3 separate regions of the Homo sapiens genome follow, and regions 1 and 3 are each linked to region 2. A link is a contact called in ENCODE Hi-C or POLR2A ChIA-PET data. All regions are on one chromosome and are shown on one strand. The core of a region is the stretch at or near the end of the contact, and the rest is flanking DNA. Distances in the headings are between cores, read along the strand shown.

What was found. Hi-C counts contacts between places; a loop is a spot of excess contacts on that map. ChIA-PET counts read pairs that join two places held with the same protein, here RNA polymerase II (POLR2A). Pooled maps may share reads with other maps.
Region 1: a loop to region 2 is called in a map of dorsolateral prefrontal cortex, with 4 times the contacts of the local background. The contact joins two enhancer-like sites. A Hi-C loop is called at or near these places in 1 of 168 maps with a recorded cell type or tissue (dorsolateral prefrontal cortex) and 5 of 50 pooled maps. POLR2A ChIA-PET finds 5 or more read pairs at or near these places in 1 of 52 experiments (PC-9).
Region 3: a map of endothelial cell of hepatic sinusoid shows a loop between it and region 2 (4-fold over the local background). The contact joins two enhancer-like sites. A Hi-C loop is called at or near these places in 1 of 168 maps with a recorded cell type or tissue (endothelial cell of hepatic sinusoid) and 4 of 50 pooled maps.

What each region holds. Positions count from the first base shown.
Region 1 is chr10:78,911,665-78,915,867 of GRCh38, reverse strand. No RefSeq gene overlaps it. Among named protein-coding and RNA genes, the nearest start is that of ZMIZ1-AS1, 150 kb to the left of the region's middle. RefSeq lists enhancers at 1,565-2,085, 2,086-2,605. Within about 2 kb of position 2,092, at least 3 of the 41 ENCODE cell types and tissues checked have a DNase peak (open chromatin) inside an H3K27ac peak, as active enhancers do.
Region 2 is chr10:78,044,175-78,048,463 of GRCh38, reverse strand. It overlaps a transcript of RPS24 not described here. Among named protein-coding and RNA genes, the nearest start is that of RPS24, 12 kb to the right of the region's middle. RefSeq lists an enhancer at 835-894. Within about 2 kb of position 2,808, at least 2 of the 41 ENCODE cell types and tissues checked have a DNase peak (open chromatin) inside an H3K27ac peak, as active enhancers do.
Region 3 is chr10:78,577,925-78,582,560 of GRCh38, reverse strand. No RefSeq gene overlaps it. Among named protein-coding and RNA genes, the nearest start is that of LINC00595, 310 kb to the right of the region's middle. Within about 2 kb of position 2,365, at least 2 of the 41 ENCODE cell types and tissues checked have a DNase peak (open chromatin) inside an H3K27ac peak, as active enhancers do.

The DNA.
Region 1 (4,203 bases), core at 843-3,342, 870 kb before region 2:
AACTGAAAATACCTTATTTTTTTAAATTCCGAAAGTAACACAGGTTCATTATAAAACATTCAGGAAATACTTTGTTTTTTGAAAAATAATAGATATTTCTACCTTTGAGATTGTCACCCTGTGATTTTGGGAACACCAATTCACTTCTCTGGGTTTGATTTCCCCACCACTAGATTGAGGCTGACAAATGTGTAATGGAAGTCACTGCCTCCATTGCATCCAGCAGGCATCATTGGAGGACCATGACATTTTTTCCCAATGTGCCGGGATGTGACTCCAGAACCCTGCTCAACACAGCCTGCAGGCAGCCACTGGTGATCTATCAGAGTGGCTGGGAGAAGAGAGCTCTTGTGCACTGATGAGGGGGTGAGCGCTGATGTTTTCTGATTGCTTGGGTGAGAGGAGCCCAGGGTTCCAGGTTCCGGTGAAGAGCTTGGAGAGTCCCTCAACCTGTCCCATTACAGTAGGGAGTTTCCTCTTATCCGATTCAGGCATCACAAGCATTGTGTGGTGGATAATGGCCTCCCCTGGGGAGTTCCCTGAAAATTTTCAAGAAATTAAAAAAAAAATCTTGCAAAGTCAATGGAATGCAAGCAAGCGACTTAATAAATTCACACCCACACAAATGCTTGTGCTTCTTCATCTCAGCATGAAACTGGGTGGGGTGGAATATTTTTGAGGCTCTCACTTCCAAAGAGAGTCCGGTGTGGGGAAGGGAACAGATACCACTGAGAACCACTTTAAGGAGCTGTATTTCCCACATCCGTGGAATGCAAATTATCACAACCAACCATTTCACAGATGAGGAACCTGAGAGCTGGAGAACAGAAGTCAGTTGTCTGAGGTCATCTGGTTTGTAAGTGATAGAGCAAGGACCTGAACCCAGCTTCGGAGGGCCTTGCTTTTCCAGTGAACCCACACAACCTGCCAAGCAAAAGTCCCTACAATTTGGAATAGTTCTGTGAGGTAAAGGGTGTTTCCTTGTCTTCGGTGTTGGAAAAAAATGTAATCTCAGTATTATCACCCAGTGCCACCTCCGTGTGCCCATCCCTGAGGTGGACGTCAGACCTTCCCTCTTTGATGTACTCTCAGCTGTTGAGGTAGGAGCCAGGAAGGGCAGGAAGCCAGGAAGCTGGATTCTGGTCCAGCTAGGAGGAGCTGCTGCCCTCTGGACTTGAGTTCCTTCGTGAAGCAGCAAGGGAACACATTGGCAGCCCGGGCATGGTGGCTGAGTATGGTTTCTGGAACCAGACTGCCTGGGTTCAGTCTCCGGCTTTGCCTCATGTTAGCTGTGCAACCTTTGACCTCTCTGTGCCTCTGTTTCCTCATCTGTTAAATGAGAACACAGATACACCCTACTTCACAGGGTTGCTGTGAGGATTGAATGAGTTCATCCACAGGGAGCAACTAGAGCGGCATTGGTCTTTTGTGAGCACGCAGTACTCACTATGTACCCTGAGAAAGGAGCCAGAATCCTAGGGCTTGGAGCCATGCAAAGAGAAGTGGGGAGCGACTTGGCAAGGCGCTTGCAAGGCCCTTGCAGATTTCGCTGTGGCATACCCAGCTGGGGTAACCCCTTTAGTCTGGGGTAACCCCTTTAGTCTGGGGCTCTCTTCAGAGAAGCCGCAGAGTTTCATTCTAATATTTTGGCCCAAGTTCAACAACAAAAGCTCCTCTTCCAGGAAGCCCTCCTGGATGGGTGGACCAGTCTGCTCACTCCCTGCTACGGCTCCCAGCCCCCGCTGCTGATGCCACCCTTTGGCCTCAGACAAAGCGGGCACCAGCAGCGGCAGCAGCCGGGCCGGCTCGGTGGCTTTCATGAAGCTTGAGCTCCCGGGAGTCCAGGCTGGGCTGGTCTGCTTTGAATGCTATTTGCATTGCAATAGGCGAGCCTGGCCTTCAATACAGGCCCCTTCTCTTTTGACAGAACAGTCTCACAATCGCCTATTGACCGGGCACCTGTTCCTGCCCCAGACATTATGCAAATGCCGGCCAGGAGCGAAGCCGCCAGCCCCCCGGGCCATTGTGCATTGAACCCTGATGGCGCCCTGCCAACTCCCAGCCGGCCTTTGTTCCCTGGTTGCACTGCGCCACCCCCACCACTGCCTCCCGCCCGCCCGAGGTGCCCCGCCGAGGAGCTGCCCGCTGACAGCTACTTGGGTCCTTGCACCTGAAGAAAGGCCCTGTGGGCTGGAGGCTGAGCCCATGCTGAGGTTGGGCTTGGGCCTCCCAGGAGGCAGCTGGGCCCTTCATGTCCCCGGGGACCGCTGAGAGGGGCCTGGCAGGCGGAGGAGGGGGCAACCCGGACCATGCCATCTGGGGGAGGGGAGATTATAATAATCACTCTCACACATCTGCTGAGGGCCTTCCAGCCTGCAAAACCCTCTCGTGGCCGTTCTCCCTGCGAGGCACACCTGCCTCTCGAGGAGGTGGGCTGGGCATGGAGATTGTGTGCCTTTCACACAGGAGGGGACTTCGGTGCCCTGGGAAGGAGCTGGCTGATGTGGGGAAGAGAGTCAGGGCAGGGTGGGGGCTCACACCTGGGGCTGCCGGTGTCTCCGTCTCCCAGCCTTTGGACACTGTCCCTCCTAGTGGCTGTGACTCCTCTGAGCCACCATTGAATGCCCTGCACAGCATGGCTCCAGCCCTCTTCTCGTCCTAGTTTCTTCATCCTCCTCCTACTCTTGGCTTCACCGTCATTCAGACCAGATGGGGTTTCAAGGTGTGGTCCCAGGACCAGCAGCATCAGCATCACCCAGCACCATTTGGGGATGCCTGTCCCTGGGCCCCAGCACAGACCTGTTGAATCAGGAGCATGGGGTGGGCCCAGCTCTTTGAGCTTGGATGCACCTCCAGGTGTTCTGATGTGTGAGCAAGTGTGAGTATCCCCGACCTGGACCCTCTTCTCCATGCAAGCCTTGGTTGATGCGGTCACCCCCTACCCCTCTGCTTGCTTCTCTTCTCCTGACCACCCTTCCCACCCTCCTTCGGCTGGGCTTGTGAACATGACTGAGCCCCTGGCTGGTCCCAGGCTTAGGGCACTCCCATGAATGAGGCACATTTTGAAGAAACTCAGTCTAGTGAGGGCACAGCCAGCGCTGCCATTCTGTTCTTTCAAAGCAGAGGCTGCTGCTTTGATAGAGGGAAGTGAGGAGCGGGAGCAGGGGTGGATAGTGCACAGAGAAGGGGCACCCCACAGCCTGGGGGAATCCAGGGAGAATTCCTGGGAGAGATGGTGCCGTCACTGTACCTTCAAGGAGGAGTACGAGTATACATTAATGAATAACTCAAATAATTTTCAAATAAAAGACTATATATAGTGTGCAGCAACTGTGGGCCCAAGACCTCAGGGGAGGCCCCTGCTATGTGTGTGTGCTGCAGGTAAGTCCAGCTGCAGCGGTGGAGGAGAAAGGAGGAGAAAAAGTGATGCTGAGGCCACTAGCATGGCCCGGATGTCTTTTCACAATTTGCATGTGCTCCCATTCCAAGTGATTCAATGGAGAATCCCTGGCTACTGAGCATCCAGAAGGAGTTCCATCCTCCAAGAAGCAGGATGGGTGGGGGCTGCCATGACATCCTGGAGGTGGGGTCCCAGCATGTGAAGCCTGCTCCCGCAGGGGCACGTTTCAAACATCCTCAACAATGGAGCATTCCCACTGCTGTGGCCCCCAACCCACAGCTGTAACAACAGATGTCTTCTGCAGGGTGGTCCCCTTGGTCCCCAACTCACCCTTTACCCAGGTTGGCCACCTCTGCTCCGTATCCTTGCTCCAAAGGAGCCACCAGGTTAGGGCATAAGAGCAGGAGCTGAGCAGAGGACCAGCATGACCCTGGACACCGTCCAACATGCCCCTGCCAGCCCTTTGGCCTTGACAATCTTTCACCCGATGCCAAAGTGCTTTAAAGAGTTTGGCCCAAAGCAGGGAAATCTGATCTCATGAGAGGCCGGGGCAAGGTTTTCAGAGCCAAGTGTTGGGCTGGTCTCACGATTTGTCTTCCTCAAGTGCCGTCAGAGTGCTCCTTGCCCAAAAGACAAATCTAGAAGAAAAGTAAATAAAGTCAGCCTCCCTCAAACCACATTCTTTAGTGTGGCATTGAAGGCCCTTTAGGATCTGGCCCCAGTGCCTCTCCAGCATGCCCTGCCCTGGCCTCACCACTTTCTCATTCTGCCACACCTCCCAGGCTCTGACCCACTGGTTTCTG
Region 2 (4,289 bases), core at 1,559-4,058:
GGAGATTTCCTGCCCAGGCAGAGCAGTGGCTCAGCTGGGTGAGCAGTCACCGAGAGTATAGGATGCCAATCCCTGGATTAACGAGGTGAATGCCAAAGACCCTCCGAGGCAATGTATTTTTGGAAGAAATACACACTGCAGCAGAAAAGAGAACATGGTATAAATTTTCCTTCTTCCAAACAGTGCAGAATAGAAACCTATAAAAGCAAATTCTGGATGTCTGAAGATATGGACTTTTTAAAAAATCTTGTTTGAGAGATTCCACCTTACTGACTTGCACCATATCCCTGGAAATGCTTCCTTAAGTGGCTACTGGAGATGGATGTCATGTAGCAGGGTTTACAGATCCCCTGCAATCCGAGGTCCTTGAAAAGCACAAGGCAGTCTCTTCCTCAACTCCCAGGGCAGAATTTTATAGTGGAAAGAGATGTTGACAGCCACTTTCTCAGCACCACTCTCTCATCCTACAGTGTAGGAAACTGAGACCCAGAGGAGAAAGGGGTCTTGCCAGAGATCTTAAAGTGTGGTGGGGCAGAGCTAAGGCTTGAAAACAGGTCTTGGACCCAGCACTGTGGCCCCGGACCCATGCTTGTCAAAGAATAGGACAGAGGCATAGCACTGTAGGCAGAAGGCTGAAGCAGAATCGGGCTGCTGGGGTTCCCAGCCTTCGGCCCCCACCTCCCCCAATAGAAACCGCAAGCTGCCTGGCTGGGCAGCTACAAAAGGGGGAATGCTGTTTGCACAGGATCTGCAGAGACCTCGCAGCACGGATGGGTAGACATCACCATGCACATATGAACAGCAGAAAGCCCTCCAGGTTCAGCTTCCCTACGAGGGCCGAATCCTATAAACAAGATTACCACCCCCATTAGACCTTCTCTGAGAAGAAAGAGTGACCTCTCCAGTTGATCTGGCATCAAGCTTTTTTCATGCTTCCACAAGGGTAGCGGTCTTGACAACAAAGCAGACCGCTTCCACGTCTGTGCCCACAGTGCCCCCTTGTGGGAGTCTGCATAGTGCATCACACGTCTTTATTTCACCAAGTGAAAAGGCAGGGATGGGGCAGTCTACAGCACTGTCCTACCGGGTCTCCACAGCTGTCCCCCTCTGGAATATCCTCCCCTTCCCTAAGCTCAGTGGTTCTCAAACTTTAGCATGCATCTGAATCACCTGGAGAGCTTATCAAAACACAGGTTCTGGCTGGACGCGGTGGCTCACACCTATAATCCCAGCACTTTTGGAGGCCGAGGCCAGCGGATCACCTGACGTCAGGAGTTCAAGACCAGCCAGACCAACATGGTGAAATCCCATCTCTACTAAAAAGTACAAAAAAAAAAAAAATTAGCCAGGCGTGGTGGCAGGCACCAGTAGTCCCAGCTACTCAGGAAGCTGAGGTGGAGAATCGCACCCAGGAGGCGGAGGTTGCAGTGAAGCAAGATCACGCCACTGCACTCCAGCCTGGGCAACTCAAAAAAAAAAACAGGTTACCTGGCCCCACCCACAGCTTCTGATTCAGTAATTCTAGGGTGGAGCCCAAGAAATTGAATTTCTAGCAAGTTCCCTGGTGACACTGCTGCTGCTGTCCAGGACCACACCTGGAGAATCGCTGCCTCAGCTAATCACCTCCACCCATTTAAGGCTCAGGACCATTTCTAGCTCCTTGGCAAGATGTTCCACAAATGCCCCCAGGCTTATCATAGGATGCCATAGTTGTGTAACTTTAACCAAGTTCCTTAACCTCTTTGAGCCTCAATTTCCTCATCTATAAAATGGGGGTAATAGTACTTCCCTCCGAGTGCAGGTAAATGAGGCCAGGTGCAGTGGATCATGCCTGTAATCCCAGCACTTTGGGAGGCTGAGGCAGGTGGGTCACCTGAGGTCTGGAGTTCAAGACCAGCCTGGCCAACATGGAGAAACCCTGTCTCTACTATACAAAAATTAGCCAGGTGTGGTGGTACACACCTGTAATCCCAGCTACTATGGAGGCTGAGGCAGGAGAATCACTTGAACCCAGAAGGTGGAGGTTGCAGTGAGCTGAGATTGCGCCACTGGTGCAATCCAGAGCTCCAGCCTGGGTGACAGAGCGAGACTCATTCTCAAAAAAAAAAAAAAAAAAAGGTAAATGAGATAATTTGTGCAAGACTTAGCTCAGTACCTGGCACATGGTAAACAATAAATGTTAGCTATTCTGTGGTCATTAATTAGCAATAGTATTACTGTTCATCTGCCAGCTTCTTGAGGGCAGAGACAGTATTCCCATTAGAGACAGAATTCTCAGAGGCAGAACGGATCTTAGAGAAACTTCAGTCCAGCTTCCCAAGCCTGAGCTCACCTGGGAAGCTTCAGTCCAGTTTCCTGAAGCAGCCTCACCTGGGAAGCTATTAAAACATCAGGTGCTTGGGCGCTACCCAGATCTACTAACTCTGAAAACTGGGGCAAGAGGCTGGGCATTTGTTGTTTTTGAGACAGAGCCTCGCTCTGTCACCCAGGCTGGAGTGCAGTGGCATGGTCTCGGCTCACTGCAACCTCCGCCTCCTGGGTTCAAGCAATTCTCGTGCCTCCACCTCCTGAGTAATTGAGATTACAGGCACGCACCACCACGCCCAGCTAATTTTTGTATTTTTAGTAGAGATGTTTCACCATGTTGGCCAGGCTGGTCTCGAACTCCTGACGTCAAGTGATCCACCCGCCTCAGCCTCCCAAAGTGCCGGGATTACAGGTATAAGCCACCACACCCAGCCAGCATTTGTATTTTTAACAAGCCCCCAGCCTGGCCAACATGGTGAAACCCCATCTCTACTAAAAATACAAAAAATTACCCAAGCATGGTGGCAGGCGCCTGTAGTTCCAGCTACTCAGAAGACTGAGGCAGGAGAATCGCTTGAACTCAGGAGGCAGAGGTTGCAGTGAGCCAAAACAGTGCCACTGCACCCCAGCCTGGGTGACAAAGCAACACTCCATCTCACAAAAAGAAAAAAAGAAAGCCCCCACCTGCCAGGTTTCGGAATTACTCATCTAGCCCGGATAGCAGACAGACACAGGGAGGGAAATAGAAGCCCAGAAAAGGGAAGTCTTTTGCCCATCCATGGCCCCAGCTGATTGTAAGCTGAGTGGAGATCAGGAACTGTGACTCCTGATTCCTGATCTGGTCCCTTTTTCCGAGTTATTAATACTTGGGGCCAGGCGCGGTGCCTCACGACGGTAATCCCAGCACTTTGGGAGGCGGGGTGGGCAGATCACCTGAGGTCAGGAGTTCAAGACCAGCCTGACCAACATGGAAAAACTCCGTCTCTACTACAAAATACAAAATTAGCCAGGTATGGTGGCACATGCCTGTAATCCCAGCTACTCGGGAAGCTGAGGCAGAGAATTGCTTGAACCCAGGAGGCGGAGGTTGCAGTGAGCTGAGGTCGTGCCATTGCACTCCAGCCGGGGCAACAAGAGTGAAACTCCATCTCAAAAAAATACGATAAATACTTGGATGCCATCTCATCGACCCATAACCTTCTACATAAATTCCCTCTCCAATATGCATGATGAGCAGCCAGAGCGTTGCCAAAGTATTTCCTGTGTGGAGGAACTCGGCATGTGAAAAGAACACACAATCCACTGCAGAACATCTAATTCTCCAACGTTTTATTTTCTTTAACCAAAACACTGAACAAGTGAAATCCTTAGCTTGGCATACAAGATCCTCCCTGATTTATTCTCCGCTGACCTCTCCAGCTTCGTTTCTTACCAGGACCTCACCTGTACCCTCTCATCCAGACTGTGGGCACTGGGAGGCAGGTCTCATTTCTGCCTCCCCTCAACATCTGGCATGCGGGAAGTTCAAGGGTGAGTGGATGGGGAAGGACAGTTGGATTAATGTATGGAGGTGTGTTCACAAAGCTCTAAAACCCAGGAGAGCCTCTCTGCCAGCACAAATGAGTCAGGTGTCATACTTCTGTGCTCTAGCAGCCAACCTGAAGACTATTTTTGAAATGGAGTATCTCCCACCAGAAATGCATTGTGCAAAACTCTGCTCAAAGGCATCAGTCATGTAGGGCCTTCCATCTTGTTGATTCAAGAGAATGCCTACCTACCCACTCTGCTCCCACCTCCCCAGTGTCATCCTCTCTTCCCCTTGCAGAATGACTGGTCTCACCTTGTCCCACACTGCCTGCTCCCATCTCCCTGCTTTCTTTCCTATTTTTCATGGCCTCAAATGAGAACTTTCTCCTGTGCATCCAAATCAGATCATGTCTCTTGCCACTGCTGGTGTTACAGTAATCCTCCCTTATCCATGG
Region 3 (4,636 bases), core at 1,116-3,615, 530 kb before region 2:
GCAATGCCCCAGAGATACCCACTTCCCTGGCAGCCCCTTCTGCCTGTTCCTGTCACCTGCCTGCTCACCCCAGGACCCTGCCACCCATCCTCAATGCTCCTTGAATCTCTTCTCCGCCTTTCTCATCCCTTTGGAATAATCATTTAAAAAAGAAACCATGCTGCTCTCTTTCCTCAGCCCCATTGAGATCTGCGCTCTCTCTGCTCCTGGCATATTTGATCAATCTTCCTCTCCTTCTTGCCGACTGTCAGGGAAATTGGAATCAGACTTAAACCTGTAATGAGATTAATGTTCTAAAGACAAGCATGTACCTTAGAGTGGAATTGGGGCTGCTGCTCTTTGATAATCTATTCAACTCATTTGGTTCCATCGTTAATAGACAGCTGTGTATTCTGTGATGATTACAATATACATTAATCAAAGACAAGTTACGCTGAGAGTTGAAAATTACACTTCCCTTTTTCCCCTTTGCAGAAAAAAAAAGAAAATATTCCACCACTCAGTGACAAGGAGAAAGGTGCTTAGAGTCGCAGAAAACAAGCAATGAGCCTTTCTGAAAGCTCTTTCTGAAAACAATGACAATTTATCCTGAAATGTCACAGTATCATTAAAATTGTCAAAACAAGAATGAGGATCAGGGAACTGGGTTGGAAAAAGAGTGTCCATAACTTGCATAAGATTCTCTGAGGAGACTTTATCCTCCCAAAAAACTTTCAGAAGTTTCTAGATCAATGATCTTCCAGGTTCCTCTTGGTGTTAACCAGGTGTAATCTTACATTTAACCAGCACTGGAGGATCTTCAAAGTCACAAAACCAACAAAGGCCACTGGACACTTCTCCACTTAGTATTCAAATGAAATTCACCAAGTATTGTTTCTTTTTGCATCCCTGCACAGGACTGGGGCCACTTATAATGACACATAAATGTGCATTAGGAGAAAAGGAGTGAGACTAGTGGGAAGAAGGCCTTCTGGGCTTGGGCTCAGATCGCTTGATTTTTGGGGGCTAGGTTGGCCTTAAAGGCACAGAATTGCTTCACCTTTCTGAACGTCGACATTGCTATCTCAGCAATGGGAAGAGCAATATTTACCAAACAAAGGCAAATCAGGGACTATAGTCAGCAGTGGGGGTAAAATGCTCCATAGAGTGAATTACATCATACAAACACACAATATTGCCCCAACAAAGCAGCTGGCAAGGTGAGGATGGAAGTGTGAGTTCCACATCTAAGTGCAGAGCCTGGGGCCAAGGGCTTTGAATGTTGACTTTGCCACTTGCTAGCACTGTGAACTTTAGAAGCTTAACTTTTTTCTTCCTCGGTTTCTTCATATTTAGACTATGGTCATAATAGTACTTACCTCTTAAGGTCATTGTGTCTCAGGGACACTAGATTAATTCATATATGTAAACAGTTAGATCATGCCTGGACACAGTGGACACTGGGTGTTGGTGATCACCACTATTCACAATCTGCAGTGGAATAGAAAACTACATGCACAAAAACCGGGGGCTAAACATCATGTGTTACAGCAGGGACCACCTCTATTTTGTTCAATCCTCTCTCCCCTGTGCTTATCTGATGTTAGAACACAGGAGATCAGCAAAAATCCTGAATAAATGCACATCAAATGTAACCATTGACTAAGTGAACATCAAATATAACTCAGAACTTCACAGCAGCCCAGCAGCCAGAGAAAGGAGGCAAACATCTTGAGTCGTACAGTTCTCAACAGTTGATAAAAAGAAAGACATACATCCCATCATCAAAAGGTACAAAGTTTTTCCTAGTGCCAATTTATAAAAAGAATGTATCACTTGGGTCCCAGGTTGGTGCCAAATACTCTAATGGATCTAATGGATCATGTCTTCAATAGGAGTTAACTAGAAGATCCAGAAATTTCTTCATCTGACTTTGGGTAACAGCTGGACCATAATATTAACAAACATCTCAGAGCAGGACCTAAATAAATAAGGTCAGGACGGGTGGCTTCTTTGGTCACTTTCATAATATAAGGACCAAACTCATCCATCCTTAGAGTGGAGGTTCTTAACCCATTTTAGAGTCAGAGACCTCTTTAGAGAATCTGATTTAAAAATGAATAAATAAATAAATAAAAACCAATAACTAAAGCCTCTCTCCTAAGAAAAACATACCTGCTCTCAACATTTTGCATACAGCTATAGAGGGGTTCATGGATCCCTAAATCTCATTTATTAATCTATTAACCCGCTAGGCATCTATGAACTGAAAACTAAGAACCACTTAGAGGGGTGGCTGGAGAGATGGCCCTGAGATGCCGTGTGTGGAAACAGCCTTTCAGTGTGCAGTGGTGCAGAAGCGCAGCCATTGTTCTCCACTGTCTCAGCTGGGCTTCCTGCCAGCAGTTGGCTCCAGGCTGAGCTCTCTGGCAAGAGCTTGGAGTATGGATAGCCTCTTTTTCATTGAAGGACAGTCCACATAGTTTGGATCTAAATAGGAAAGTGGTTTAGACAACCGCCCTTTTCACCACCTTCTCAGGGAGTCAGGTCATGGGCCTAACCACCTGATGTCACCAACATCCTTTAGAAGCAGTTTTGGAGGGTTCTCATGAGCTGCAGGTGTGAGGAAGACCCTTCCAGAGCAGGAGTACCTCATCATCATGGGTCTCGGCCATGGAGAGCCATGCCTTAGAGAGACCACGACCTTTCTGGCAGCAATGGCTTCTGGTATCCCTGCCAGAGAACTGGGCAAAGCTGCTTCCAGGTCCCTGGGGAGATTTTCTTGATGAGAGAATTGCTAACTCTCCTCCTGGATGTGGGACCCGCAGCTGCCAAAAACAGACCAGTTTGGATGCGATACAAATTTTCTGCCACTCTTTCTGAGCAAAATTAGACAGTATGAGAATGCTGCTTTTGGTCCTTTCTGTAACACTGGGTGATATTGGCAACAAAGCAGAAAAGTGCCTGCATAACGGCACAAAATGCCTTTCTGGCCTCAGCAACATTCTTCTTCCCTGCCTCAACATATGCTCATCTCGTGCTCCAACTCAGGCACTCCCTACATGTCCATATCATCCCTTGGAATATGAGGCAGCTTCCATTGGTTTTAAGTACATGACATTCCTTTCACCTTTCAATACTCCTCTCAAATACGACCTGCTCTTTGAGCCTTATGGGGTATTCCCACCTAGGAGGCCCACAGCACATCCCATATCTGTTGGCCAAGGGCAACCGTGCTGGTTCATTAGAGCTGGTTCCTCATCCATGTCATGGGGACAAATGATGGCCCATGTAGAAGAGTTGTCACGAGGACTGTGTACCTTAGCATATGTAGAGTGCTTAGAACAAGGCCTGCTGCAGGAAGTCCATGAGTGCCAGCAGCAATGCTAACAATGATTATAGCCAATTAACATCCTGCAAGCACTTTCACGTCCTTTATCTCAGTGAATCATCATCTCAGGTCTCTGAGAATGACATTTGCAAGATGTTGAATCTGAGTCACCTAGAGGGGAACAACTTGTCCACAGATGCAGAGAGGAAGTGACAGGACCAAGGCTCCCCACGCAGCCATCCTCGTGGCTCCTACCAGTCATCACAGCGCCGTGTCTGGAAAAAGTGGGCCTCTGAAGAAGCACTGAATGGAAAGGGGAAAGCTGCCATGAGGGGAAGTTTGCATGTTCAAACTGCCTGCGTTTTACCAGAGGGAGACTTTGTGACAGCCTCTTTAACACCCTTCCTCACCCAAATACATTACAAACAATGTTGCCGCAGCAAATCTCAAATGAGTACATAATGATCAGCACTGACTACAAAGGTGTTACTGGGCCCACCAGCAAGTGACAATGTTATGAAAATCATCCCCTAAGAGAAGATGTCCCCATCCAACTTGAGGGACCAAAGAGTCACAGGGATGGAAGGACTCCAGGAATGTTCTCACAGAAAGGAAAACTCTAAGTCATGCTGGGGATGCTGCTGCTGCCTTGCAGAATGAGTGGGGCCAGAGACTGAAGGACCACTCAGATGTCTGTACCCGTAAACAAATCCTAGTCTCATTTCTAAAATCCAGAGCCCACCTCTACAGCTGCTTACAGGGGTCTCAGCTCTGTGGAGAGGCTGCTGAGGATCTTTATAAACCTGAGATGGCTGATTTCAGCATCAGTGTCTAGGGGAGGTGGGAACTTGGCTTTGTCTGGATATCCAGTCAATATTTATCTTTCAACTCATATTGAATTTAGCATGAAATTTTTTATTCCATACTACCTTGATTGGTATTTAATGAGGCATGAGTTGGATCTAAGAACCAAGTTAAACAACTTCTAGTTCTCTGGCCCAGGCCTATGTGTAGGGACTATGATGGGATAGCCCTAAACCTATAAACACGTGTAAGGATATTTCAAGCCTATAAACAATTTTCATACCCATGCTCTCTTTTGATTCTTAAGGTAACCCTGTGCATTAATCAGGGCATGGATCCTACACACTATGGTGCAGAAAAAGTAAATAGCTTTGTTGCAGGACTTTTCCTTAGTTAGCTAAAGACAGAGTTCTTGTCCGTCCCACGGACACAAAAATTTAGGCTTGCAGATGGTTTAAAGGGTGAGTAAAGCAGGGTCTTATTGGATGAAAAGGGGAACAGAAAAGAGGAAATAGCGATCCT